6 separate regions of the Mus musculus genome follow, and all the other regions are linked to region 1. The links are chromatin loops, found by intact Hi-C in ENCODE. Cell type or tissue: left cerebral cortex. All regions are shown on one strand.

The links. A loop is a pair of places that touch in the nucleus more often than their neighbours do. Peaks named below come from ENCODE experiments on the same cell type or tissue, not always from the same donor. Only the 100,000 strongest peaks of a DNase experiment are listed, where the experiment ranks them.
Region 2: it touches region 1 in a loop (8-fold over the local background); 8 of 42 quality-filtered maps call a loop at or near these places.
Region 3: a loop joins it to region 1, with 9 times the contacts of the local background. A loop is called at or near these places in 29 of 42 quality-filtered maps.
Region 4: it touches region 1 in a loop (4-fold over the local background); 8 of 42 quality-filtered maps call a loop at or near these places.
Region 5: it touches region 1 in a loop (2.9-fold over the local background); 8 of 42 quality-filtered maps call a loop at or near these places.
Region 6: a loop joins it to region 1, with 3 times the contacts of the local background. A loop is called at or near these places in 23 of 42 quality-filtered maps.

What each region holds. Positions count from the first base shown.
Region 1 is chr2:118,108,355-118,113,354 of GRCm38, reverse strand. Thbs1 (thrombospondin 1) reads right to left here and starts at 1,479. Exons shown (of 22, transcript NM_011580.4): 1 at 1,280-1,479; 2 at 646-740; 3 at 1-385. The coding sequence starts at 712. It overlaps Gm13986 (predicted gene 13986), which reads left to right and starts at 2,153. Exons shown (of 10, transcript NR_126479.1): 1 at 2,153-2,658. In left cerebral cortex, a CTCF peak has its summit at 2,113 (motif pointing right); DNase peaks (open chromatin) are centred at 1,449, 1,652, 2,132 and 2,590; H3K4me3 peaks cover 1,758 bases; H3K27ac peaks cover 208 bases.
Region 2 is chr2:117,452,172-117,457,171 of GRCm38, reverse strand. No RefSeq gene overlaps it. Among named protein-coding and RNA genes, the nearest start is that of Gm32137, 15 kb to the right of the region's middle. In left cerebral cortex, a CTCF peak has its summit at 1,959 (motif pointing left); a DNase peak (open chromatin) is centred at 1,944.
Region 3 is chr2:117,539,159-117,544,158 of GRCm38, reverse strand. No RefSeq gene overlaps it. Among named protein-coding and RNA genes, the nearest start is that of Gm32137, 100 kb to the right of the region's middle. In left cerebral cortex, CTCF peaks have their summits at 444 (motif pointing left) and 2,477 (motif pointing left); a DNase peak (open chromatin) is centred at 2,477.
Region 4 is chr2:117,460,348-117,465,347 of GRCm38, reverse strand. No RefSeq gene overlaps it. Among named protein-coding and RNA genes, the nearest start is that of Gm32137, 23 kb to the right of the region's middle. In left cerebral cortex, no CTCF peak of the experiment used is centred here; no DNase peak of the experiment used is centred here.
Region 5 is chr2:117,911,302-117,916,301 of GRCm38, reverse strand. All of the region lies in intron 8 of Gm13986 (predicted gene 13986), which reads left to right. Among named protein-coding and RNA genes, the nearest start is that of 4930412B13Rik, 92 kb to the right of the region's middle. In left cerebral cortex, a CTCF peak has its summit at 2,280 (motif pointing left); a DNase peak (open chromatin) is centred at 2,263.
Region 6 is chr2:117,784,928-117,789,927 of GRCm38, reverse strand. No RefSeq gene overlaps it. Among named protein-coding and RNA genes, the nearest start is that of Gm13985, 25 kb to the left of the region's middle. In left cerebral cortex, a CTCF peak has its summit at 2,423 (motif pointing left); no DNase peak of the experiment used is centred here.

The sequences.
Region 1 (5,000 bases):
CCAGTGGCCAGGAGAGCTTCCTCCACTGACACCACTTGTTGCTTCCCTGGCAGGCTCAGGCTCAGGTCCAGGGTGCCAGCTTTGCCGTTGGAGACCACACTGAAGATCTGGCCAGTGTTGTCTTTCCGTTCCACAGCCAGGAGTGTGCCCCGGGTCTTCTTCATCTGCCTCAAGGAAGCCAGGAAGATGAAGCCTTTGTCGGCCCACACAGCGTCCAGTAGGTCTTGGAACTTGTCATCCGGCACAGCGGGGATCAGGTTGGCATTCTCAATGCGGAAGGCGGGGCTGGATAGATCTTGGCCCTTCACCAGTCGGCGACCGGGGCCCCTTCGTGCACCTCCAATGAGTTCAAAGATGTCAAACACACCGTTATCTCCCCCAGACTCTGTAAGGAGAGAGAAGACAATCGGCTTTCTAGGCTAGGTATAAGGGGGTAAAGTTCTGGCTGTGAGGAGCCAAGGTGGGAACTCGTGACAATAATGGCAATTATGGAAAGCTGAGCGAGGGAAGCTGCATCCTTATCAGGAGATAAGGACTCCAAGGAAACACAGGAGCTATCGAGAGAGAGAGAGAGAGAGAGAGAGAGAGAGAGAGAGAGAGAGAGAGAGGAGAAGGGGGAGGAAAATGAATATATCACAAACTCACCTGGAATGCGGTTGCTTCCACACATATGCAACAGGAACAGGACACCTAGTCCCCGCAGGAGCTCCATGGTGGAGCCTTTGTGCCCAACACGGAGCCTGTAGCAAGAAGCACAGGAGGCCAGAGTCAGAGACCAGGAAGCAAGGTGGAAGGGCAGAGGTGTGTGTGTGTGTGTGTGTGTGTGTGTGTGTGTGTGTGTGTGTGTGTTTCTTCTTTTGCCCCATATGTGCTGAAAAAGAAGGGTTTACTTTCCAAACGGTATCCAGTATAAAAAGAGCGCCAGAGGCAGGGGGATTGTTGGAGTTCCAGGATAAAGGGTATAAAGTGACTTGGGTCCGTCCCCTCCCCCCCGCCCCTTTAGACAAGATTACAGAATGTATTTTGGATGGCGACAGTCAGGGGTAACCTGGAGACTACTGGGGAGAAAATCTTGGGGTGTCTTGGAGGTATAGTTTGTGAACCCGAAGGCTGAAGAGAACCAGCTCCGGAAAGTTCTTTCCAGGGGATAGACGGGGCAGGATAAAGGAGTTAGGAAAACCAGAAGGGGAAGAGTAGGAGATGAGGAGTAGCGCTGATCATCTGCAGCCTGGGGCTTTGAGGTGGCCGGCCAGGTGCTCCGCAGAGGCGGGAGGTTTACCTGTGTGCACCGGGGCTCAGTAACCCGGAGAGGTGGCAAAGGTGAAGTGAAGGACAAGGACGCTGAGTCCGGTGAAGACGCTGAGACTGCCGGTGCGCCGGGAGAGACCGTGGCAGAACTGGATAGCAGCTTCGCGATTGCCTGCAGAAGTCCGATGAGGCTGGCTGACTCCAGGCAGTGGCTGGCTTGACTGAGGAGCCCAGGACCTTTTAAAGAGGCAGGAAGCAGGGAGGGGGGAGGGTTCTCGGGGGCGGGGGCGGGGGACGGGGACGGACGGGTTCATTTCTCCGCCCCCTGCTGCTTGGCGCACAGCTCTCGGGCTGAAAGTGAAGGGGGAGACTCCGATCCCGCACAGGAGCCCTGGAACTTGTCAGAAAAATAGGTCTCCGCCCACGCAGCCTTGGCGTACTCAGCCTTTAGCGCTTAGGATCTTGCGCCATGTGAACTGGAGACGTTCTGCATGAGAGTCCCCAGACGCGATGCTTCTTTGGGGACCACCTAAGACCCTTTAGGGAGGCTTTCATTAAAGCACATCTCCTTGAATAATTCCATGACAGAGACGCTTGGGGATCGAGACAGTCTGGTTTAAAAATAAAAGAGGGCAAAAGGTTGGACCCCTTAAAGGAAGCTGCCTCCTGAGTCAATCCTGGTGGGTGGGGGATCCCATGTCATCTATACTTTGCGCTTCACTCCTGTCCCGCACGCCTGCCTTCCGTCTGACTCACTAAGGGTGTCAGCACGGTGTTGCACAGGGCCAGCAGGACCGTGCACGGAGGTCGCCTTCCGACTCACTGTCCAAGTCGAGAGTTTTTTCCCCAGTTCTACTTTGCTTCCTCAGATGGCCGCTTGGGGGCGGTATATGTATTCTGATTTAGGGGATCCTTTCGGAGAGTTTTTAGCGGCATTTTAAGGAAGCGAATTTATATCCCGCTCCCTCAAGGCAAAATTGAAATTGTGTCTTGAAAAACAATTTTGTGCCCACTCGTGTTTCTTAACGTGACTCCCGATAGGAGAATTTGCTGAACCATCTGGCTCCAGGATCTTACACTATTTACAGAACGGACCCGTAGAGTTATAAATTACTCTCTACCTATTATTTTATTTCCCATCTTTCTCCCTAAACAGTTTTTTTTTCATTTTTTCGGCTCCCAAAACCGAGGTGTGGTTTACATTTCTGTGGGTATACACTTTTCCATCAGTAGACTGCTGCCTGATCCTTTGTCTCTGAAGTCTGGTCTCAATGCCATCGGTCCGGAGCCAAGATGACTCCAGCTGCCTGGAATTCCATTCATCTCTTTGGGAAGGGACGTCAGCGGCGGCGATGCTTCTCCAGCTGTGGCCCTGCGTGAGCAGGCTTGGCTCTGAGTCCAGGGATCCAGGTAAAAGCATCACCAAATAAGGATCTTGGCAGAATCAGGGCGGGGCCGGCTGAGGGACAGCTGGGGCTCCCTCCCCTTATCAGTTACACCTGGCTGGACTCCCAAACCTTGGAAACACCCAGGACTTTATGCTCATCACACAGCAATTTCACTTTCCTTGTGTGGGAGGGAGTGTTCGGTGACAAGGTGTGTGAGTGTGCGTGGTATGTGTGCGTACACGCAAGGAGGGGCTTACAGAGTGTTTCCTAGTTACTCCGGGTACACAGCTACACAGCCAGTGCCTCTTGTAGATAAGTACGTTCCCAAGATGTGTTTGTTTATTAGACTTCAGATACTCAGAGCCAGCAGTAAAAGTTTCTACTGGTTGATTAGTCAAGTTAGATTCCTGCCCTTGAAGTCACAGGCCCTGACTCAGCCACTGAATCTGAAGATTCGGGATCATCAGGCAGGCTTGCTCTTCGCTTCCAGTTCCTTCCGCAGGTCCTCTTTGCTTTGTGGAAGGCGATTGCTTTAAATATCCTGCTCAGCACTAATTCTTCCTGCAGGAACCTTTGGGACTGCCCTGGGAGGGCTGGTCTTGAGACCCTCTTTCCTCATGAGTTTTGTACCACAGAGGTGAATGTCAGCGGCCCACAGACAAGAGCTTCTCTCCTTGTGTAAAGCCACCAACTTCCCTAGGCCCAGCTACACCTTGCTGATGGATCAGGAGCAATCAGGGTCTGCCCCTTTGGGCCATGTGCTGTCCAGACTGAGGGGGTGTGGACAGTTTGTAACTTGGCTCCTTTCAACAACACAATACAAGTTTTGACCTCCTCCACACCTTTCAGATAAGGCATTATGGGAGAGCTTTGTTGTACTGAAAGCTGGCAGTGGCCTAGGAGATGTTGAATACAAACATAGAGTCTTTCCCTAAACACAGCATGACAATCCAGCTGTCCTGGTTTGCAGGAGATGAGGTTCCTAGGCAGCTATGAGGTCTCACCCATATTCCCAATCACCACCACCCAAAGTCCCGATCATCATGTGCTGTGAGCAGATGACAGAAATTCAGCACACTCTTGGGATGTTGTAGAGAAGCAAGGGAAAAAGCAGGAGTTACTATCTTTAGTAGGGAGAATACAGTCTGTCTGTGTGAGTTCATATGTGTGTGTGTGTATATGTGCATGTGTATGTGTTTATGTGTGTGTTTGTGTATGTGTGTGTATGTGCATATGAGCATGTGTGCATGTATATGTTTGCCTGTGTGTACGCTACCCCCTTCTTGTGTGTGTGTGTCTCCTCAGTGAGTGCAAGCATGGATCCCCTCCTGCTTCTATACCTTATGTCTATTATTTTCACTTGTCTTCCATCCACCCTTCCTGTTAGGCCTCATGGTCCTCTGTCATAAATCCTACTTTCGTGCCCTCTCCCATTTAAATATAGATTGTGCATACTAGAGAAACTGTGACATTTGTCTTTCTAAGCCTGTCTTATCTCACTTAACATAATGATCTCTAGTTGCATCCATTTTCCCACAAATGTCATAACTTCATTATTCTTTATGGCTGAATAAAACTCTTTTGTGTATATTTTCTTCATTTCCTTTTTCCATTTGACAGTTGGTGGGCTTCTAGCCTGCTTCTATATCTTGGATATTAAAGAGGATAGTTTCAAGCTACTAAACCTACCAACCCTAAGGGCCAGACTGCCTCCTGGTGTCTTTATGACACGTGCTTATTGTTTAATCTCATTTGCTCTTGTTTTCTGTTGCTCAGGACTGTGGTACCATTTCCCATAATGACTTTCACTCTTCTAGTCCCTTCTGCTCATACTTGGCAAGATTCTCTTTTTACCTCTGGAGGGCTCAGAAATAAAGGCAGATCATAGATTAAACCTTTGATAGCCTCTTCACCTATACTGTTAAATACAACACTTTTTTGTTAAATATAAAAAGCCTTCCCACATAAGTTGCTTTACTCTCCTTCTGTTGGCCTTAGAGATGGGTGTGGTATTTAATTCTCAAACAGGCTCATGAGACAGGAAGCAATTGGGACTCTCATATTTCTAGTCACCATGAAGTAAGACTTTATTTAACACAGTACCAATTAGTTCCTTTGTAGAGTGAGATGTTAGATATTCTGTCTGCAATTGGGAATCCCAGGGAACATCCTGGCTTTGTGTATGAGTCACACACAAGGTTGGGGGATAATGTCAAATATGTTCCCGTAGTCTTTGAGACAATGTCTTTCTTTAACCATGGGGCTCACTGACCAGCTAGCCTGATGAGCCGGTAATCCCCTTTCTTCTTCTTATCTCTGCCTCTCAGTGTTAGGATTCCATCTGACCTTTGTATTACATGGGTC
Region 2 (5,000 bases), 660 kb after region 1:
CAATGACAGCAGAGGAAAGGTAGGTTCACAGCTCAAGAAGAGCTGTCCCCACAGGTACAGCTGCTATAGAACAACACTGGCCCTGGGAGGCCCAACTCCAGTGTAACTGCAGCCTTCTGAAGGAAAGCATAGATGAATGCTTGAACACCACACCCGAGGCCCAGTACTCACTCACAAAATTACAAATATGCAATCCAGTTTGGGTGGAAAATAGATGGAGGTGAAGCTGTTTCTTCATCCTCACTGACGCGGATAACTACAGTGTCTATTTTGCAAGGTTTTGTGAAAATCAAAATGATGCCTTTCAGCACGCTGTAGAGAGCCCGGCCTGACCGTTAGGTCATGAATAGGAGTCATTATTATGTACCAGACATTCAGGCAGCCGCAGAAACTGGGTCCAGCCAAGGCGTTTGCTTCTCCATCTCCAGCACAAATATTTATTCTTTATATGAAAAATTCTTTTCCTGTTTTATATGAAACTTTCTTTCCCCAGTAAACAACTATAAATCTCAAGTACACATCTGGATCTCAGGGAAGCCCAATAGAAATCAGGCAGAGTTGATGAAAAGGTTCTATAGTCTTCCGGAAAGCACTACAGCCTGTGGGGGCCTCCATGGGGACTCGTGCATGCCGTGCGGAGGCTTTCCCTCATCACACCAGGGAGCAAAGGCATCCGGCCATCTCAGTGTCATTTTCAATATTATCTATAATGATGAAAAATTGGGGGAAGAGAGAGAGGGAGGGAGTTCTCTATATGAGGCACAGGAATCCTGTACAGACGCAAGTAGTCATGCAGAACACTTTGTCCTTAGGAAGTCTGCTAGCTCTGTAAACACAGATGGCCATGCTGTTGAGAACGACCTCTCTGAGGGCTTCGCTAGCAAACTGAAAGACACTACGCCCCATCTCATAATTTTCTATGTCACCATGACTATCCATGTGGGTACAACCAATGTCTGTCTTGGAACACTTTCCTTCTGGTGTCTGGAATCCACAAGCTCTTGTTCTCTTCAAACTTGAAAGCTTTTGTCACTTTGACCTTGGGTGTCTTACAACCACACTCAAGCCAACCGAGTTAATTGGCTTAGATGTGCTTAAGACTGGCGCAAAGCCCCTCACTCCCTGCCCAGCATAGCAACACTCTATTTCTAAAAACAGCCTGTGGGAAATTTACAAGGTCATGCTCACATTATTTACATGCAAATGAGAAAAGAAAATATATTCCAAAAGGGCATACTTTAAATACAAATGCTAGAAGACCTTACAAATACATACGAGAGACAGACAGTCTGTTAGCTTCCTCTCAAGATGCCCCAGAAAGGGAGCCAACTGCCTGAGCAGTCACAAAGGGTGTGGACAAACCCCATGATTCATGGCACCAAATATTTTATTTATGTTAATTTTTATAGAAAGAAATGTTTTCCTGACATTTAAATTATTGAATATAAACATGATGTAAAATATATGCATTTCTAAAAGCCCATTTGTATACAGTCACTGTATGTTGGTTTTGGAGCAGGAAGAAAGCCCAGGAATTCTGGGAACAGGAATGCATAGCACATATTTAGTCTGCAAAGCTCAGGCTCGCTGTGAGGCTCAGAGCCCATGACTTCAGGGCAGAATTCAAAGTCAGCACTTCATTATCTTTCAGCCATAGTTAGATGTTAATTTTTACTTTAAGAATTTCATTTGAAAAAAAATGCGATAGTCAATTAATTCTACTGTTTAAAAATGGCCTGTTTTAAGCAGTTATTGGAATTAATCTTTAAAATGCAACTAAAGACATTTGTTAATAATGGGTAAATTCTAAACAGTGTGTAACATTCAGATAAACCAAATTTGATTTATAAAATTAACAGATGTTTTCAACAGCCTGGTAGATCTAAAGGTACATGATCCAGGTTCTCTGAAAAGGGCCTGTCCTGCTGTGTTGAGAGAAAAGTTGGTGTACACCACCATCTTCTGGTCAGGTTCATGTATGAAACAAGAGTGTTCTCTGCACAGCAGGGAAAGCGGAGGGTCTCAGGAGGGACACTTCCAATGTCTTTAAAGTGCACATCAAGTCGGAAGAGACTTCCACATATTAAACCTAAAAAATGAAAGTATGATGTGTACTTTGGGAAGCCCTCAAGATGTAATTGGTGCTTAATATTCAAACTACAGCACAATAACATCTAAACACTAGGAAGAATCTGAAGGATTTAAAATGAAAAAACAACCAAGACAAAAACAAAAAAAACCTCTGCAATAATATGTAAAAGAAGCTTTGACTAGAGCAGTAGAAGGATAAAAACAGAGTGAGCTTTTAAAACTATGAAAATAATAGACTATGGGGGACATGAACAGAGTTGTATAAAAATGGCAACCAGGATGGCTGATTAACTTTGGTAACAGCATGTGCTGTAGAACTGACTAATGGGGACAGGTAATTAAGCCCCATTGTGATGCTTGCATAAAATTATTTTAGATATTCTATGGGGATTGATTCCAACCATTCCAAATCCCACTCCATAATGCTGCGAGTGAGCACACAGGCACACACACACACATGCACACATGCACATACATGCACACAAATGGTTTTTTAAATAAACTGAGAGCACACAAATAAGCTGGCCCCAGTGGCTCTCTGGTTCTGTTCCTGCCTGAGGAATGCAGCACCAGTTTGCTATGTAATAGCATGGAAACATGGTCATGTGAAATAAGGCAGAGAGTCAGAGAACCTGCTGTAAAAGACAATGCTAAGTCATTTGGTTTCAATATTAGTTTGCTTATTTTAAATTTATATGCAGGTGTGTATAAAACAGATAAATTTGGATATCAATACTTATCCATTGTGGAGAAACAGCTCTTTGGACATGTGAACCTTTATTTTAAAGAGGATTCTTTTGAGCTCCTTGAAACTCTGAGCTCCTGGGTGAGTTGAAAGCAAGTTGGTGATTAAGAGCATAGGCTCCCCAGCTTGATGACTGGGTTCTACATCAGCTCCATCTACATCTGGTTTCTAGCTGTGTGACTTCAGAAAATCGATTCAGAATCTCTATGTATCTCTGCCCTTATCTGTGAATAGATCATATTTTATATTCAAGTGCCTCGCTGTGGGGTCACAAAGATTCATAGGCACCTGTGGTTGATGCTCACCTGGCACCAAAGCTGGCCCTCACACACTGTGGGAAGGCTTCTACCAAGGCCAGGTGAATGAGGAGGAAGCACCTGGACCAGGTAGAACATCTGGCCTTGGTAGATGGAAGGCAATGTTAATGCTTGATGTTTGCTTGAAAAGCAAATTAAAGTTTCTCTTCAGAAAATGGAGGAAGACATCATGAGTGCTGTTACTTAGGAACAGTCTTTCTCCCTTTCACCTCATTCAGAATTCAGAAGTTGTTTTATTTAGGGTCTCCATTCCTGTGAAGAGAAACCATGACCAAAGCATCTCTTATAAAAGCAAACATTTAATTGGGGCTGGTTTACAGTTTCAAAGGTTCAGTCCATTATCATCATGGCAGGTAGACATGGTGCTGGAGGAACCAAAAGTTCTACATCTTGATGCGAAGACAAGCAGGAGGAGACTGTCTTCTGCAGGCAGCCAGGATGAGGCTCTCTTCTCATTGGGTGTGTACAGTTGAAAATTGATTACAATATTTTTTCACTGAAGTACACTGATGTAAAGCCAGGTATGGGAGTGGATTTATCAAAATTCCAACCTAAACAAACTTCACCAAGTTTTTGTTTTATTTTATTGTCTTTGTTTTAATACTTGGACTTTTATTTAATGTTAGTGATCAGGGCTTCATGAATACTATATACAGTTCAGCAGTCAACCACTGAACTACATCCCAACATCTTCTAGTTTTTATCTTGAAACAGAGTCTCTATAACTTGTCCATTTGACCTTGAACTCATTTGTAACTGAGGTTTGAATTTATTTTATAGGCCAGCCAGGCCTTGAAATTGTGATCCTTTGACCTCTACCTCCCAAGTGGCTGGATTACAAACCCGTGCCACTGTGCCCAACTAGAAAATATACTTATGCTGGAACTTTATCTTCTAACAGAATTTAAAAATCATGATACACATACACACACACACACACACACACACACACACACACATACACACACACACACACACACACACACACACACACACACACACACACACACCACACACACACAGCATGTTTTCTCAAAACCAATTGAAGAGTCCAAACTAAAAAATTTTACAGATTTTTCTGACTTTATTCAAACATAATTTGCCTTAGAACTTTATTTCAGTTCCTGGTATTTGTACAATTTTTTACATTTTTTGTGTTATTTCCTAGCTAAGTTGTCTTTACAAAATTGGTAAGGAACATGTTCTGACTATTCTAATTGTTAATTCAAATATAATAATGTATGTTTCAGATCTACAGTCTTCTACAGGTGAAGGGTTTTCACAGAGTCAACATTACTTTGTAATTAGCACTGAGGTCAACAAACACCTTCCCAGCACCTGAGAAGGACAAGAATTTCCTTTGGGTTGACTTTCTACTGTACAGTTCAATGTATTGCTGTGTAACAAATAAAGGTAAAACTTCAGTGTTTTATAGATGACAATACAGTTAGAGTATCCCGCCTGGGGTCGTGCCTAGGTAACAGTGGGGCACGTTTGCTCTCTGGAGGAAGGGGCCGGGGGCATAGGAATGATGGTGGTAGAGGTTAAGAGACCAAACAAGGATCAAACATATTTTTTACAAAGAGCAAGAATTTAAAATAAAGTGATTCATTTTTCATTGGAGCCCCTTCAATGGGAACAAGTGATTGTGCCATAGAACCCAGCTTCTGTCAAAAATGTTTGTTTTTATCTATCATGGGATTTTGCACTGTTTTGTTTTGTTTTGTTTTGTTAGTAACTATCACATTATAATATCATTTGACTGCTTACTTGGGTTTTTTGTACCCCATACATTTTATGTGACTGCCTCCTTGTGGTGCTAATCCTTCTGGAGAAAAGGACTATGG
Region 3 (5,000 bases), 570 kb after region 1:
GATAGAATTAAGATGGCTTATCAGATGATTTGGGTATGAAGAGATTAAAGAGCCAATACAATCACAGAGATTTCCAAAGTTGAGAGAATGAAACAAGAAAACCAGTCGATAGAAAACAGAGAACAGATGAAAAGGGTTCCCAAGTCACAGAACATAAGAAGCTTCTAGAAACTAGAAAAATAGAAGAAATATACTCCCACCAGACCACCCAGAATGAATGCTTGATTTTACTCCAGGGTAACCCACTTTGTCCCTCTGACCTCCAGAACCTTGAAAAGACAATTCAACTTTTTGTAAAGAAAGTACAAGACCTGATCCCTTTCTTCTGGCCTCAAACACCCTGTGTTGCCATGTTCCATGTTCCACTAAAGCTCTGGTTAGCTGGGATTTCCTATGGAACTGATATACCCTTGCTAGTTCCCCAATGATGCCACCCTCTGGTAAAAATCAAGAGCTGCCAGTGAGGTGCAGGCCCGCTGCTGGGCTCATGTTCCCTCCCAAGCACATACACAAATAGGAAGAGGACTTCCAGGGTATCATTTCGTAGCCAGCAAGTGTCTTGGGTTTCACTTCAGTGGTTAAGGATGTGTCACCCAGGCGCCTTAGCAAGGGGCACTTCCAACCTTCAATTAAAGAGCTGTCATTTGCTCTATATATTAACATCCAGAACAACAAACACACTGTGACATGGTCATTAGAGACAGCCATAATCCATGGCCCGCTGTGTATTGATGTCAAGCCTGCTGCGCTTGACAACTGAAATAATCCCAAAGAAAGCATGCGCTTTCAGAGCCAGCACTCCAGTGAGGATATCCACCCCTGGCTGCCTTCCATCGTCCCACCTCTATCTTGATTCAACCACAGAGTTTTAAATCCTTTATCTTTTTTACAGAAAGACAACCACTTCTCATACTGGGAACTGTACTACAGGTTTTCATTGGTGGGACCTAGTGGGAAATCTTTACTGCAGGCACATAATAAAATTTCACGTTGTTATGATCCTAATCCAAAGGATGTCATGATAGAATGGACCTTAGGACTGACTTGTAAACGCAACCAACTAAACAAGCAAAACAACCTAGAGGTCATGAAGCACATGGGAAATGGAGAAAAAAACTCTAGATAGACAGAAAGGCTAATGGAAAGTCTCTCCACCTCTCTGTGGAAAGTGAGCAGTTTTCTTTCCACTGAAGAGCCTGTGTTGGTCACATCCTGTCCATACATCACAGATGCAAGTCCCACGGATGCAGCCACCTGAGAGCAGGGGAGAAGATGCATATTATATGCACTGATAAATCACTTAGGAGGCATGATCCTGCACCATCCAAGGAATACAAGGATCTAAATGTTAACTAGGGAAGCAAGAAAAAGAAGTAAACCTCAGCGGCCCAGAGTACTCCGGGGCCCAGAAAACAAAAGCAAAACAAACAAAACTCATGAATGGGTTAAAAAGCAGAGCTTATCTCTTAATGGTGCTGCAGCAACTGTCCAGTGGGCCACTGCGGGGATCTCAATGGGAAGTATCCCTGAGAGGGAATCTGTTGTTGGTACATAATATACAGCATCCTTCCTGGTTATTACTTGATAGGCATGGGCTACCCTCATGCATCCTCATCCAGAGGCTGCCTCCGGGCTGAGTCACAAGGCTCTGGCCTGTTGGCCTGTTGCATGTCAGCAGAGCCAGCTCCCTTGAATGACTCACAGGGACACTTGATGGTCCTAGCATCCTGCAGCAGCAGTCTTCCTCAGAAGGAAGCTAGAGAACACACAGGCTCGCCGACCTCTAAATATGTGTGCATCTTTAGAGGAGTCACTGTTCTTTTACATTATTCTGCCTCTGTTTTTACTAATAAGGTGTTATTTTTATGTGTGTGAGAATATATGTGCTTGTTTAGGTGGGGGTGCACACGTGTTGGTGGGTGCACATGAATGTGTGTGCAATACTTACTGAACTTAGGAGACAGTCTTTAAGAAACAACATCCTTAGGACATCCTTAACAATTCCTATCCCCCTTTTTTTTTGACAGCATCTCTCATTGGCACACACACACACACACACACACACACGGGGGGGGGGGGGGAAGAGAGAGAGAGAGAGAGAGAGAGAGAGAGAGAGATCCAATAAGGTCTTCAAAGTAACTCTGAAAGAATTGCATTCCCATTCTTTTCTCTGAACACAGACACAGAAGATGTTCTTCAAATGGCTATGTTCTGCAAATGCAAATACCCTGTTGGGAAGGTTGTATTTACAAACAGCCAAACACACTGTCTTGTTTTATTCCAATGAGCTCCAATGAACAGAGGAGATGAATATGTGAGGCAAATTGATAGAGACTTTCAGGTTTTCTGGAGAACTTAATAGATTTTTACAGACCTAGCATGGGTCTCTAATATCCTCAAGAAATCGCAGCCCTTTTCAAACTTTTCTTTCTCCTTTGTCGTGATCAGAATTTTCTATGTATTGTCGCCACCTGCTGGGAAATCGTAGGATCGGCTTCTGGTGGCATGTAAGGAGGACACCTAGCCAGCACAGGGAGGTGTGAGAGATGAGATTGTCAAATTCATGCATGGCTTTCATTCCAGAAGGAGTCACTCACCTGGCCTTGGCACTCAGGAGTCTGAGCTTTAATAGTCTTCTGGATTCAGAGCTAAAGTCTACATTCCCGCTGGTAAATCATCTGAGTGTTGAATCACCTCCTCTCTGAAATATTTTCCTTCTGTGTGATCTCAGTGATACTTCTGTTTAGGCTAATTTTCTACTGATGTGTTTTGATCAGGAATGGAAACTAACTACTTCCAGTACTCTGGGGGAAAGCCCTCTGCATGTTTGCAGACTGGTTCACAAGTGTGCCTAGTTTCTCTACAAATGTCTTCAGTTTTGTTTTTCTTTTTCTTTAAATTGACTTTGGCCCATTTTCAAAAAGGTACTCTCCATTTCTATATATCATTCCTAAATACTTCCAACACCTCTGTCTCTTTCCATACTGGGAGAACATGACACCCCATCAAGGAATCTTGCTAAAGGCAAATACAATGGAGCCATTGTCATGTGGACCCCTCTCAGATCATCATTCCCTTGGAAACTATTTTCTCAGCACCTGCGTGAGACACGAAAGCGAGGTCCACAGGGCAGACAGGATGACCGTGCCAGAGAGAGGAGGCAATGCAACTATAGCTGTGCATAGAATGCACAAGGATGCTGATGCTTGGGAGACAGGAGCAGCCATGGGGCTACGAAAGGCCAGGGAAGGGAAAGAATGCTTCCAGCAAGGGTACACGGAAGGCTCTGAGGCAGCAGTGAGACTGAAGAGCTCTTTGAAGAATACGTAGAATTCTGTTGGACTGAAAAGAAGGGGGCTAGGAAGGGACACGGGCTTCTGAAGAGAGTCAAAAAGTCTGATGAACACCCGAGACCATGGGTGTGGATAAAAAGTGCTGGATGTGGTTGCATTGAGTGAGTCATGGGCAGACAGGGAAAAGTGGATGGGATGGATTGTGAAGACATCTCCTACAAGGGGAGCCATTCAAGGATCCAGGTGCTCTGTTCATTTCATGGAACTCCTATTTGATTTTATCACCTTGCATACCAGCTGCTCTCAGTGTCACTTGCTGTCCATCCAGTGTTGGGTCTTAGTTTGGAGTCACTGCTGTAAGCTAGAGCTTGGCTGTCACTGTTTCTCTCTACCTCTGGGCAGCCTGTGTGACACTAACCTGACCCCACGCCTTTCCTTGCCCAACCCATCAGAAGACCAGTGCCAGCTGACTAGTCATTCCTGGCTTCTTTTCCTGACACTTTGTCAATAAAGGTAGGTCATGAGGCAGTGAGATCCTGGACAAGTTACCCATCACCGTGGCTTCAATATTCTCAACTTTAACGAGACAGGGGTCACATCTTAGAGCTTATATCCCAGTCCACAAGCCATCCCGGCCATTTTTGTGGACTCAATTTAGATTCACTGAAAGAATTTGCTTCTGAAACTAGAGTTTAAAACAAACTGGATCTGCTATGTAGTCAACCTGCTTTGAGTTATGTGTTTCCAAAAAGGAGAAGGCGAAAGGAAGAGAGAAGAAGCAGGCCTGCTTTCCTTCTTGCCAAACTGCCTCTCTTCCAGGAGATGCTTTTAAAGACAAAGAGAAAATGATGGATCAGAAATTACAGAGGAAAACATGCGCTACAGGTGGGCACCCAGCATATGCTTCAGCCAACACTCTCTGTCCTCTGTGCATTTGATCACCACACTGGCCTCGCTCGCTTGATTGAATCTGTCAATATGGGCAAGCCTTTCCCTCTCTGGTCCTCACTGAAGCCTGTGTCCGATTTTAATTAAGTCTTATGACAATCCTGTAAAGTTAGGTGCTATAAAGCCTACTGTGTAGAAAAGGAAATTAAGGCTTTGGATTTCTTATGCCTTCTGGTGAGTGAACTTGACAACCATTCTACTTTGACATTTCTTGTACTGAAGGAAAGGGAACTTAGGCCATCCAGATCCATAGAGCCTTATAACAAATTACCTTTGAGGTCTTACAATTATGGCACTATAAAACGCAAGAGAAATGTCTGCATTTGTAGTCCTGAACCCTCTGAACCTTGGCCGCCTGCAGCTAATTAGCAGTCACAGAAGCAAGCTTCTCCTGGGGAGAATCCTTTCCACTCCCAGGCCTCAAGCCTAGCCATCCCAGTGACTTAAGAAGATGTAAGCAGGGTGGGGGTGATGGCAGCTGGGGAAGAGACTCTACAGGGGGTGACAGCTTTCATTTAAATTGGCCATTTCTGTGTGCTTTCAAGACAGGGAATCAAAAACATATTGATAATTTCAACCGGATTCCAACAACAGAAAAGTCTTTAAAATGCCACTGAGAGAAAGAAAAGGCCTTGGGAATGAGAGACGGCCTGCAGGAATGTGGAACACGCTCCTCTTTTTTGTTTTTTTTAAATACTGAACATTCTTTTTTCACATTCTGTGATTTAAACGAGTTTTACAACCAGCTGGAGCAGATTC
Region 4 (5,000 bases), 650 kb after region 1:
GTGTGTGCAGAGTCCTAGGGCATAAATGTTGTCTATAAGAAATAGACCAGTCTCTTTTCCTGCTGAGCCATAGAAAGCCCACCCAAAGCTAATTACATTAGAGCTGACTTGCCCATAGTTGGAGCCCTTAAATAAGATGCTGGACATCATGCTGAACTTTTGGAAAGCCTACTGTATCCTACTGTATTTGATGTAGTTGATGACCAGGGTCATCCAAGCACCTCTTAGAAGAATTCGTAATTAAAGGACACTGAGCGGGTCAATTGCGTCATCAGAATTTTTCACTGCCTAGTGTCCTGGATGGGAATGGGCCTGGCACAGCCCTGACCGACCAATACTGTCAATACTGTCCAGGCGCTGGAGGCAACGCCCATGATATAGTATCTGAAGAACTCACTTTTTTTGAGATGAGTAGTGGCTTTATTATCAGAAATTCCACTATATTTGTAGCTCATTATGGTAAATTTTATCAACCAAAATATGACCTTGTTTACCAAGTAAAACCTAGCCCTTTCTTCGACTTCTGACAATCATTATACTTTGATCCTTGACTGTTATAAAAGGGGAGCTGGACCCCAGCGGCATCATTTGTCTGCCAGCTTGGTCTTATCCCACCTTGGTCCACAGCTACCTCCCACCCCTTCCTGCACAGCTTTTGCTCACCTCTTGCTCCATGATGACTGTACACTTTAGAGGGGAGGGAACTCTCTTACTCATCATGTTTCTTCACTACTTGATAAATCAAATACATCTGTGGCAGCCATCACTGAAGCAAATCCAAAGCGCCACAATGGCGGGATCCATGGTGACAAATGAGTTGATCCCACTGAAGGGTAGGAGAGCTTCTAGCCCTCAAGAACATCTCCATGGACCAACGTGTGTACTGTGTTGCAGATAACACAGATAACACAAAACTTATTTATCTAATTACCCCCTCCAAAAATAAAGACCATGGGTCTTACAGGATATAGGCTCGGCATCAATTGGGAAAGGGTAACTCAGTCTCCATTCAGAATATTAACCTCTGTACTACATTTCACATTTAAAAAAAAAGAAAGTAGAAAATTCTGACTAGTCCCAGAAAGTCATTACCTCTGAACTTCAAAGAGAATTAAGAAAATGGTAATTGGTCTCAGCATCCAGGAGTTGACACTAACAAATAGTAAAAAAAAAAAAAAAAAAAAAAAAAAAAAGTCAGGTTTTTATTTCATACATTTTAATTAAAATATAATTACATCATTTGCCCTCTGTTTTCAGTGAATATCCCTCATAAGTCTTGGACATTTGAATACTTATCCTCTGTTGGTGGCTGTTTTTGAGAGATTAGGATATGTGGCCTTGTTGGAGGATGTGTGTCACCTGGGTCAATTTGAGGTTTCAGAAGGCCCCCAGAGTCCGCAGAGAGATCCCTGTGCATCCTGCCTGCAGGTTTGAGGTGTAAGCTCTCAGTGGTTCCTGCCTTCATGCCTTGATTTCACCATCATGGAATCTATCTAGCCCTCTGGAACTGTAAGCCACAATAAACCCTTCCTTTCATAAGTTGACTTCGTTATGCTATTTTAATACAGCAATAGAAAACTGGTGTGTGTGTGTGGAGGGGTGTTCACAAATATGTAAATACAAGATGCTAAGTTTATTTTTGTTGCTTGAGAATGGTTTCAGGGTTGAATACTGTGTGTTGGATAACCAATTATGGGTCTTGCCCATTAGAGAGGCTAATTCTCCCTCTCTGCAGATAAATTGATGGAAAAAGTATGTTGAATAAGGTTACCCAGACTCAGAAAGACAAACACCACATGTTGTTCTCTTCTGTGATTCCTAGCTCCAGATCTTCAGGTGTGAGTATATAACGTGCAATAATTGCAGAAACCAAGAAACTATGAGTGAGTAGGTGACATGGGGAAGGGAATAGCAGAATACATGTGATACGAAGAAGGAAAGGGAAAATGGAGAGGTGGTTTAATAGGAGAGAGGGGAGGAAAGACAATACAGAGGAAGGAAGGAGAGACACATTGACGCCAAGGTTGCTTGATAAAGCCTGGGGGATGATATTATTTTACAATTATCTAAAATTATATATAACACACACACACACACACACACACACACATATATATATATATATATATATATATATATATATAATGCATACATAAATTGTTGCTAGGGGTGGTTCAAGTGACTTCCAAGACAATATAGGCCATTAGTTTTGCCCTTGGTTGCCTCTCAGAGATGAAGGTAAATCCTTATCTCTGAAGACACTGTACATGTAGGACATGGATGATTTAAGCTGGAGCTAACCTGAAATCCTTCTTTCTGAAGTCTAGCTTCCATAGTACTAGAATGAACGTATTATGCAAGTTGCCAAGGGAATGAAGCAATGAAAAGTCCTCTCTGGCTGTGACACCTATGAACCATAGTGCTGAGCTGCAGAGCAAGATATCAATAAAGGAGCAATAATAGCACTTACGTTGGCAGCCCGCAGCTGTCTAAGTGAATTTAAAGCCCACTCAACAGGAGAGATGTCAGGCTTGGTACCTGAAACTGAGCCAACTACTGGGTTTAGTGAAGCCATGAATCTTAGGAAAAATCTCCTATAATCATTTTACTATTAGCCTAATTCCTTACTACGTCTTGGATCATCTCCTTATTCCCACAAATAAGTGCAACTCTTATCCCTTCATTTTTGTCTTTACAGCAAATAGAGATCATTACAGAAAACCAACTGGCCACACTGTAGTGATCAATGGGTGGTGTGGAGTCCAGCCCCAAAAGGTATATCTTCAGCACGACTCCTGCATTGAAGGTTCAGAGAACATCAGGAAAAGAGTTGGGCAGAAAGACTGCAAGACCCAGGAAGCTAGAAAGTCTACCTTAACAATGTGTGTCCTAGAAACAGCTGCCTAAACAAGACCAGGACAATAACAATATCAACAGGCATGCTAACATGGAGTCTCACCCCCTAGACAAAGAACTGAAAGATGGTTTTGAAAATGAGCCAGAGATAATAAGAGGTGCAGACTCATCCCTACTTGATTGACATTTGAGCTCTTGGCCATACCCTAGATTTGACAGTTGGTAGTTTTGTACATAATAGAAAACTCAAGGCTCCGGAATTTCCATGTGTTTCCTGTGACTGATTTTCACACAGATGCCTTTGTCGAGCACAGAGGCTAAGATCCCTGAAGCTAGTTAGGGATCTCTGCAGCCAGGTCATTGAGGAAATGCCAGGTTACCCACAAGCATTTCAGGAGTCCTGGAAATTCTCTAATGAACAAACCCACACCCACAGAGCACTATTTTAATAGGGCCAGATTGCCCCATAAGGTATGTAGAACTTAGTTCCATTGGGTCCTCATGTTTGCTGGCTAGCCACTGGAGGAAACAGTTTGTGGACACTTCTTGGTATTCAACCACTATGTCCAAGGAAGACCTGTGCTTGCCCAGTGCTTTCCCCATCCTCTAGGACCCCCAGAAACTTGTTAGCTGCATCCAAGCCCACATTAGGGCAGCAAAGTGAACAAGAATCACTCAGATCCTCTAACCACAAGTTGTGAAGTCCCCACTCTGAGCCAAAGTGCATAGCTGGGCTGAGTTGTGGGCAGGGGAGGGGAGTAGAGGACAGGCTTCCTCCGCTGTTGGTTTTACCTCTAACCACAAGGAAATTTTCCACCATCTTTATTATTTCTGGCATGAAGCCATACCATAGGAAAGGGGAATTTTGGTTAAGAAAAGAGATATGGATTCTGGTGAGTGAGTAAGGGACACGGAGTGAAGAAAGGGGTGAGCCAGAAAACAAGAAGAGAGAACCAAAACCAGGCAGAGGAATGTGGTAAGTGATCAGAGGCAGGGTGCAATAACTGGGTAAGTATCTGAATAGCCAGGTTATATGATGGAGTTAGGTTTCTAGATTCAATTATTAAATCAGGTTAAGTCAGTACATACTGACTTATCTATACTATGATATTCCTACATCAGTTTTATGTCTGGTTCTATGTCAATCAAAATAACTCTAATATCCATGAGCAGCTTATCTGGGGACCTCACAGTCTGGCTCATTATTAAATAAAATGTGAAGGCTTTTTCCAAGTAAGTCCATGATGTAATTCTCTTCTCTACACCTCTCCCTCAAAACCCAAATAACACACTTACAGAAGTACATTGGCTTAAAAGGCACCCAGACCAACTGTGGATTATACTCATGCCTTATTAAATGATGTAACTTCTCAGCTTTCTCTTCCATTCCAGAAGTCAAGCAGAATGAAGATTGATTGGTTAAAGAGGTAAGTTGGGATTCTGTCAGATTTTATTCTTCTAGAGTTACTGGCACTTGGTACTGAGATGATGGAACAGTTGGAAGCCATTCATGAACACTTCCAGAGTGATTGAGAGTTGCTGTTGTGACTTGAGACCTGTATCATCCAGAGTTTACCTTCGAAGATGTTCTCAGCACAACTATTGCTGTTGGCTAGACTTGGAAGATCCAGTAGGACACTTTCCTCCAAACCATTATAGACACAGGCATAGCAGAAGTAATGTCATCCAAGGACCACAAGCAGTCTAGCTCAGAGCAAATATAATCTACAATCTGAGATGCTCTGTGTCTTAGCAAAGAAAAATAGGAGCAAAGATGGAGAAAGACATAGGTATCCAAGGAGAGGAGAGTCAGTAGAGCAAGTACCTCCAGAAGGAGGATGGGAATGCAGGACACACATGCAATCACAGGAAAAAGAGAATAACATGTAGGCAGAGATGATGAAGGTATGAGGAATCAGGAAACTCCCCTTCCTGCCTTTGATGAATTTTGCAATCCTGAGCCAACTGATCCTGAGAAGTTGCATGCATTTTGTTCCCAGCATCCATGTGAATGGCTCACAACCACCTGTCACTCCGGCTCCAGGGTATTTGATTCTGACTTTTGTGAGCACTGACATGCATGCGTGTGCGCTCACACACATGCACACACACACACAAATAAAAATAAAATAGTATTAAAAGTT
Region 5 (5,000 bases), 200 kb after region 1:
ATTAATACACAAGGTATAATGGTTTTAAAGACAGTAGTTGAAAGACACACTAGATACTTCCACTTTGCTCAATAACCCAGGCTGAGGCAAACAATGGGTTCTTTTAATTCCAATCTTGATTACTAATATTAACTTTCAGATTATACATTACACATTACACAGTAATTCTGTGTCTACATAAGTATTTGTATAGGTTTCAGAATGACTATAAAGGATTAAAAGTCCATGACAGAGTTTAAGAGGTTTTAAAGGTCCTGAAGAATAGGGAGGCCGATAGAAATGCAAATAGAGTCTGTATTAATAAGATAAGGAATCTGATCTGGTCCCAGAAGGAGCTAGGGTAGCTGATGCAACTGTTGGCTGCTGGTTTCAGAGTTAGGCTGCAAGGACAGAATTGGGCTGTAGGAGTGAAATGAAGGGAAGAGCAGAAGTGCACCCACACAACTGAACAGGGAGATGGATGGGCGGCATGTTCAGACCAATAAACCAGATGATGAGCATATGGGGACTAGTCAGAAGTGTCAATGGCAAGGGCTGAGCAGAGCTGAAGTTTCTGGAAGAGTTAAGAGTTCTCTACCCATGGGTCCTTGGACCATGTGACAGGTCAGTAGAGTCATCACCAGCACAGTGACTTGCATCTTCCTCTTTGTGGGGTTCACATGAGGAGCCTCCATCCTTTCTTAGGTCTGCTCTGTCTAACCTGTTCTTGGGCCTGCTTTTCCCGGTGCGTTTTTATATACCCATGTGTACAGACCCAAGTCACCCTGACAAATATATAGGGTGGCACCCTTTCTCCTCTCAGGAAAAGTCATTGGTCAGTCTTTGCTGCATGGATGGAGTTGGACATATGATGCACCTCATACGACCACCCAGGCACAGAGTCAGCCTTCATCTTACAAATGGAGTCAGATGACACTTGTAAAATGGAGTTTCTCATGGCAAGGCACAAGTGTATATTGACTTATTCAGTACACAGTGTAAAGTAACTTAGAAAAGGGTAGATAGAGTCTCATCTCAACAATTCATTATTTTAACAAATGGTTAATAACATAAAAATCATCTGTGGCACTCTGGAAGTATAAGAATTCGGCATGGACTGGGTTAGGTCCCCCGGTGGTGCTTTGTTGATCTTCCCGTAGGGTTATCCCAACAGTAAAACTAAGATAACTTTGTTTCCATAACTGGAATTTCTTGATAGGAAATAGAGTCTACTGATGAGTTTTCCATTGAGAATATGTCTATGTCTTTATGTACTTAGGGGAAAGTCCAAGTGTTTTCTTAACTTTAGTTCTTCTTGTCATAATGAAGCCTTTGAAGAACACTGTCTTAGTAATACCTGAATATGGTAAATATGTACATAATTTAAATCAATTCTAAGAGCTATGGGAGACTGGCATCAACAGGAGAAGAATGAAGTGGCTGCCACTATATAGTTATTAGGTTGCCATCGGTCTGTACAAGTCTTTTAGCATTTGATAAGAACACTTTCCTTCATCTTAGCAAGTACAACCTAGACCCAGGACAAAGAGACTTGATAGCAATGATCTGATGGATTTTAGTGTCACCCAGACCCTCATGTGGGCTCTCTTGTTCAGGGCTTTGCTCCTGGCTTGAGTGTGTAGGAATGGATCAAGAGCTAAGGCATCTGACTTGTCTCCTTTTGGCATAACATAATTAATTATCCCACCTCTAGTTTGAAATAGAGATTACCTTGGCCTAGTTGCCATATCTATGATGGGGTGGGACTTCATGGTAATGTAGCTGTTGGTAAAGGATTACCCATGATTTGGTAAGTAACCCATAACTCATGCTCCATCAGTAAGCCCAGTGAAATCATTGGCTCACCAAGTTGGACTTTGTGGAATGGCCAGTTTGGTCTGTTGTTCATGTTCTGTCTGGTGTGAATGGATGTTTGTTCTTGTCTTCCAAGAAGAGTTAATGCAATAACATGGGATGATAGGTTTTTTGACCAATTAAAACTGTAGATCTGGAATTTCTCCCTAAGTTCTGGTTTTGGATACTATTGTTTTAAAATAATATTGAATTTGCTGAGCAGTCTACCTCAGTTTCAATAATGGGTGCTGGCTTTTAAAAAGCTTTGGTTTACGTAAGTAAAACGAAACCTAGCGGGGAAGCAGTTGCAGCAATAGATGTGGACTAGGCCAGACTATATGAAGAAAAGAAGACTCCAAGGACTGAACAATTGATACTTCCTCTTTCCAGTGGGTATAGTTACTGGCAGGGTTACAGGGTTGAGAGCATAGTGCCCCCTACTGCCCAGCAGTGGGTCTGGTCTCACAGTGATCAGCATGGTGGGCTAGTGCGTGTGATTGAAGAACTTTGTACATGCCATTTGATTCCAGATTGATTGTTGCTACAGTTCTGGGGATCCTGGAGTATGGTTACTGAAAACCTGGAGGGTGTGCAAGTGTGTGGGAAGGAGAGTAAGAAGAATCCTGGCTCACTGTCCCTCCCTTCAGTTTTCAATAGAAGCGGACAGAAATACTGATCCTCTTGTTGATGAAATACATTCTCTTGAGGCAAACATAAACACAAGCTAAAGTCATTTTGGAAAAGGGAAAGTCAACAGACAAAGTATTTCCATCAGATTGGCCTTTAGTGCATTTTCTTGATTGATAATTGATGCGGGAGGGTCCAGCTCACTGTAGGTGGTACCACCCCTGGGCTGGTGGCCCGGGGTTAAATCAGAAAGCAGGCTGAACAAGCCATGCAGAATAACCTAGGAAGCAGCACTACTCCATGGCCTCTGCATCAGTTCTGGCCTCCAGGTTCCTGCCCTGTTTGAATTTCTGTCCCAACTTCCTTCAATGATGAACAACAATATGGAAGTGTAAGCTAAACAAACCCTTTCCTCTCCAACTTGTTTTTTGTCGTGGTGTTTTGTCACAAAAGTAGAAACCCTAACTAAGACATGGTCAGTGGTTTTCCAGCACTGTCCTGAACCTCTTTGTAGGGCTGCTCTTTTGTGTGGCTATATTCTTAAGAGATTTAAGGGCAGTTTGCAGAGGTGTTTTATTTTGTTTTGTTTTGTTTTGTTTTGTTTTGTTTTGTTTGTCTTCTTTCTTTTTCCCCAATAAGTACAGATGTTAAATCCAACCTCTGAGTGAATGAGGAAAATGTGTTTTACTGAGGAAACACAAGAACTTTCTGACAGTAATAGGTTTGGGGTTGATCAGCTTAGAATAGTTATATAATGTATGATTTGTGGCAATGAAACTACTAAAATGGTGAATCATTGCATCTTAGCAGACATGCACTTAACATAATGATGTGTTTGTTCCTTCTCAGTGTTCATACATATTTGAATGAGGGACACAAATCATCACAGCTGTCAGGGATCGCATTGCAGCTGTGCCTCAGCCCGCAGGTAGGTGGAGTCTAGAGCACTGGGCCCAGGCACAGGAGGCTAAGGGCTCAGGCTGCCCTGATCATTTGTCTCTTTGCTTGATAGCCACACTTGGTTGACTCAACCATCTTTGGAAGCTCTCTTTTGTTTTTGTTTTTGTTTTTTTTGTTTTTTTGTTTTTTTTTTTTACTTGTAAAATTAGCCCATAACAATGGCCCTATAATGGTATTACCAGTGTGAATCTTATACACAAATGCTTGGGATAAAGTAAGTGTGTGATGAGTATCTGTTACAACCTTTGGATTTAGTATTCTCTTGGATTCCAAGTATACCAGAATTTACAAATCGAGATAATTCTACACAGAAGTTTTAGTACTTAATAGAGCTGAATTCTTGGAAGATGAGGTAAAAATATTACCAGAGAAATTGGGGTTCTCTCAAAAGAGAAAGAGGGAAATTTAGAGGAGGAAAAGGTAGGCAGGCTGTACTCTCAGAAGCAGTCAAGAAAGGGGAGATGTGGTATAGAAAGCCATGCCCTTTGAGTCATGGTCCAAGAAAGCAAACATGTTCAGTAATGGAGGTTGGCAAGTATGGCAGAAGGGGAGGCAAAGGTGAGAGAGCACAAAGTGTCAAAGAATGCTTAGGTTTTGGTCAGTATCTGGAAGAGGAAAAGAAAGAAGGAAGAAACCAGGTGATTTACAGGCCCAAATGGATTAACTTTTATGGGAAGAGACCAAAATATATAATGTTTTAATCTTCAAAGCAGACCAGAAGGTTGAAGGTATTCCTTTCATTTGACAGGCTGACTAAAGAAATGCTAGAAATGGTTGTGCTATTTTTCTTTTTAGTTTTACCAGGAAAACAGGAAAAAGTAGTGTCCAAACTCAACGAGAAAAAGAAGTCTATCTTTAATGGCCTTCAAGGCTACTAATGCCTATGAAGCTACTTAGCAAAAGTACATCACTTTGAGGAATCAATATACCTCAGTTAGGACCCAAAGATTTAAACTGGTCATTGACCTTCACTGTGTCTGTTATCTAGCACATATTAGGTATATCCTTCTTTTTCTGCCCTACACCCTTGAGACTTAAATTTAGGTGCTCAAATTAAGTTGCTTGACCCCTTTGTCTCTGAGCCTACCCTAACTCCAAATTCATCAAACAAACAAAACTGACATAAATGTTTTGGTTAACATATATCTTTGATATTAAATCGCTGGTTCCAGGCTGGATTTTGACAATATTAAAATCTTCCTTAAGTGGATTTGTGTCAGATATAACATTGTTGATGTATAGAAGGCTCTGAGTGTGTAAGGTCCTTAGTGAATGCATATTGTTATTGCTGACATGACCATGGGAGATCCTAGCCTCAGACCCAGAGGGTAATGGCCAAGCATTCCCTTGTGGCCCATGTGTGGATATTAAGAGTCTTGTTTAGCTGTATGTGATTACCCAGTCTCGTTGTTCAAGTCTGTGTAACCACATCAGGCATCCTGGGTGCTGTGGTTTCTCCAGCAAAGTGCCCGGTCCATCTGCCTGATTCACAGATATTTCTGCGTGTTTGAATGTTTGATTTTTCTTCATTCTCTTATTCATTGCCTTAGGTCAAATCCCTTGATGTGTACACAGACACA
Region 6 (5,000 bases), 320 kb after region 1:
TCAATGGACCTGGACTTAGTGCTTCTTTGAAGACAAATAAGGCCCACCCAGCAAGCTTGGCCAGGGAGGGATGAACTAAGGGGAATCCAGAGAAGACAGATGGCCAGACTTGCCTGAAGTGAGACCCTGGACTCTAATGGTTGTGTAACCCCAGCTTGGCAAGACGTTCTGAACAACCTGGAAGGGAAGCCTGCCCCACGAACCTCTCCAGCCAACAGGACTCATGACTGCCCTTGATTATAGTATTGAATAATTAAGCAAAATGAGACATCCCACATAGACAAAGACTCTGATCAATATATTTACCAATGAAGTAATTTTAGTTATTTGTTATGTCATGTGATGGCATATAGAGACCGTGAAATGTGGAGGGTGGGAGGAGATGAAAGATGTGTTTCCATTTTGGAAATTAAGAGAGACAGCTCTGGTGGAGAAAGTAAAAAGAGATGGTTGTGAACCTCTGCAGATTCTGATGATGTCCACTAAATATATTTCCTGGTTCTGGCACAGATTTGGTGCTATAACAGGCACACACAATCCAGGACTTGGCAGCCATGTCCATGGAGTTGAAGCCTGAGGCACACACAGGGAAACCAAGGCTCTGCAGACACATATACAGACAAGGTGTAACCATGAAGTCTGTGCCAGAGCAATTGAAGGGACTTTTCTATAGGCTCAAGATGCCCATGCTTTGACTGAGTAATTTGCCTTTCTGGAACAAGTCTATTACAGTCAAGTAGTTCAGAGGGTTACAACTACACTGAGAGGTGGGTGAAGTCTGCAGGGTCCTAACATGAATCCACGTCTGCGTCTGCACATCTCCAACTTTAAACATGCGGCACATGAAAAACCTTTGTGAAATTAACTAAGGACTAGCACTTGTCTAATTTGTACCAGGACCACATAATTGCTTGTTGGGATACAGGACCAAAGGAGGTCATTCTGGCTGTGCCAGTAACACAGAAAACTGTGTTTTCTTTCACACTTTCTTCCTAATAATGGGTAAATTAAATAACCCTTTTGTACTCATACAATGGTCATAACTCTGAGAACCCATCCTTGTGGAATGTCAAGATCTTGTTCCAACAGGAGTTGGAGGAACATGAGCTTGCATGGTGTATACCTGCCCTGTTGGCAAAGCCATCCTTAAATGGCCTTTGGCATGCTTTACTCCTGCCTCTGCTTGTTGGCAAATTCAAAAATGATTGGGATGAATCAGTAGACTTCTCACTGTAGCTTTCAGCAGGGGCCAGGAAATTCCTCTGAAAAGCCGAGATCTGACTTCTTTGCCTGTGACCTTGGCAAATGTGAACCCTTAGGGATATTTGTACTCTCTTAGAAGCAAGATATACCATGAAATAAGTGCCCAGATAAAAAGGCATCGTGACTAAAGAGTTACTATTTAAATTAATGAGTGGAGATCTATTCCCCCTCCATTGACAATGACCAAACACATGTTATAAATGACTTCTGTCTTTTCAGAGATGCAAGAGACCACACTGAGTAGTCAACCTGCTTTGGGAAAAATGACTTGTAAGCATTTCATTGTACTAAGTGGCCATACACTGCTCCCGAGGTAATGGAAACAAAGAAATAAAATTATGAGTTAGATTAGGCTGTATGCATCAAATTCTGCTATTCCAATTTCAATAGATCAGCATTTCTGAGATGCTCAGACACTGGGCACCCCAAGATTCTTCTGAGCCCTTCATGTGTTCTTAGCATATTTTATAGCACACATTATTTTCCTTTTGCCTCTATTGATGTCATTACTAACTATACCATAGACAAAGTATGTTTTGAACAGAAAGCAAGACACTAGTATAAAATTATACCATTAAACACCATTTTCCTCACCATCATAGACTCATTGTAAAATTTGTACTGTAATCACTCAAGGATACCCAGATAAAATGGGAAGAACCATGAATTTTATTAAATTCTGATATATATCCCTATATATTGAAGGATGATGGTTGTTTAAAAATGTACAGTTTCACTTGAGTTCCAAACTACATTAGACATTTTAAAATGAATCATCACTTATTTTTACTGAAATTATGTAACTAATTATAGTTATTTAGATTTGAATATGTCAAACATATTTTCCTCATAATTAACAAGGCCTACTACAGGATGAAAACCACTCAATGGTAGAATTTTCCAGCCAAGTTTAAAATTTTAATTTTAATACCTATCACCCACTCAGAGCTTAGCAATTTCTTGATATTTTATGCTGTTTTCTGATCATGTTAGTGTAATCTTAATGTCCATGACTTTTTTGAAGTAGTTATGAAAATAAGGGAAGCTGTGTGCTGGAGCAGGTAGAGCACATATTGTTCTTGAAAAGGACTGGATTTCCCAGCACCTCTGCTGTTCCTACCTGCCTGTAACTCCAGATGCCACAGATCTCATGCCCTCTTCTGGTCATTGTAGTCACTACGTCCATGTGCATATATTAATGATTTAAACAAAACAAAACAAAACAAAACAAAACAAAACAAAACAAAACAAAACAAAACACTTGCCCAGCTCAGTAAATGTGTATTTTCCAGGTGAGTAAGGCATGTAGTCCTTAGGGTAAAAGTCACAGGCAATGACAGAAGATGCCAATGAACTTAATCAACAGAGTGGGGAGGTTTGCTGATACAGTGTACCTTCATATTGTGAGTAAGAACCCAGAGATTTGTCAGGCTCTGAGGTAGTGTCATGACTATCTGAAGAGGCATTAAAACACTCCTTCCTTTTGTAACATAAATCTGCAAGAGGCAGAGTTCTCTTTATATGTTTCAACAGAACATCGTACCACAGTAGGTTAAATATAGGAGCTGATATGAGAACCCAGATGACTTCTAATTATATTTTGTTTTAGAAACAACAGCTATTTTCACAAAACATGCTACCTAGGTTAATGTATACTATGCCTTTTATTATTTTAAAATAATGGATAGACATGTTTTAAATTTAACATTTGTTACTGTTATGGTGTCTACAGACATTAACCGCACAAACCAAAGCTATTTAATTCTTCAATAATCTTTTAGTATATGAAAGAGCCCTGAGACTAAAACATTTGAGATCTATTTTACTTTAAGAATCAGGCAAACTCAATTCTACAACAGCTATAATCACCATCCTAAAGGGAAAAATATGTGCATTTAGATAAAATGAAGGTACTCTATTGCAAATTAGGTTACATGCAAGCCTTTTTTTTTTCTAGCTGGTAATGCGATATTTGCGTACTAGAATGTGAATAGCAGTCCCTGGCAGGATAATTAGAGAGAGGACATTTAAAAACTCTGATAGTTAAAACTGCCCTTGAAAAACAATATTTAAATACTTTGGATATATTGCAATCTTAATTTCCTTTAGTTCTATAATAAATCTTCATATAAAACAAAACAAAACCATTCCATCATCTTAGTCACTCAGCAAGTAGTGGATACTCAGTGTTCTAGTTAGCTTTAACGGTAAACTTGACACAGCCTGGACTTGTCTCCATTAAGGAATCTTCTTGACCAGAGCATCTGTAGAAATATCGGTGGGGATTGTCTTGATGATTAATTGATGCAGGAGCAGCAGCTCACTGTGAACAGTACACTTCCAAGTCCTGGACTGTGTAAGAAATCTAGCTAAGCACAAGCCTGTGGAGAAGCCAGCAAGCAGCTTGTTTCTCTATGCTTTCTCACTTTGTTCCTGCTTGAATTTCTACCCCAATTTTCTTACACAATGGACTTGTGACTTGTGACCTCAAAGTAGGAGCCAAGTAAGTCCTTTCCTTCCCAAGGATGCTTTTGGTCAGGGCATTTAATCACAGTAACAGAGAAGGAACTAGAACATTTAGCAAATGGGTCTCCGCTTTCACACATTAGAGAGTATATTGTTGTAAGCAGAAGTGGTACTCATTTAGGAAATCCGAACCTGGGTGCTTGTGAGTATGTGAGATATGGAGAAAAGTTCTTGTGAGCAAGTAACATCAATTAATGGCAGGGATAAGAAGAAGAGGAGGAGAGGAAAGTGTTCAGTGAGGGTATCTTAGTTTGGGTTTTACTGCTGTGAGCAGACACCATGAAAAAGGCAACTCTTATCAGGACATTTAATTGGGGCTGACCTACTAGTTCAGAAGTTCAGTCCAATATCATCAAGATGGGAGCAGGAGATGAGAGCAGGCTGGCCTGGTGCAGGAGAAGCTGAGAGTTCTACATCTTCATCTGAAGATTGCTAGTGGAAGACTGGCTTCCAGGGAGCTAGGATGAGTGAGGTAAGTCTTAAAGCCCACACCTACAGTGACACACCTACTCCAACAAGGCCACACCCACTCCTACACCCACAGTGACACACCTACTCTAACAAGGCCACACTTACTCCAACAGGGCCACTGTTGAAGTGCCACTCCGTGGGCCCAGAATATACAAACCATCACATCCCACTCCCTGGCCCTGATAGACTTGTTCAAACATATGAGTTTATGGGGGCCATACCTAGACATAGCATAATACAAAATACATTTAGTCAAACTTCTAGAGTCCCCATAATCTATAGTAATCTCAACAATGTTAAAAGTCTAAAGTTCAAAGTCTCTTCTGAGATTCATTCAATCACTTACCTGTAATCCCCAAATCAAGACAGGAAACAAACCAACTGGGCAAACTCCAAACTCTGCATCTCTGTGTCTGATATCAAAGAGTTCTTCAGATCTCCAACTCCTTTTTCATCTTTGTTCACTATAACAAACTTCTTTCAACTGGGCTGGTTCCACTCCCTGTTAGTAGCTTTCCTCAGGAGATAGACCATGGCTTTGGCATTTCAAATGTCATGGGGTCTCCAAGGCAACTTCAGTGTTACAGCTTCTTGTTTTAATGTCTGGGAATCTACAAATGATCTTCTGGGCTTCTCCAAAAGACTGGCACCACTTCTCCAGCTCCGCCCTCTGTAACACTCTAAGCTCAGGTTGATCCATTCCACTGCTGCTGCGGTTACTGGTGATCATCCCATGATAC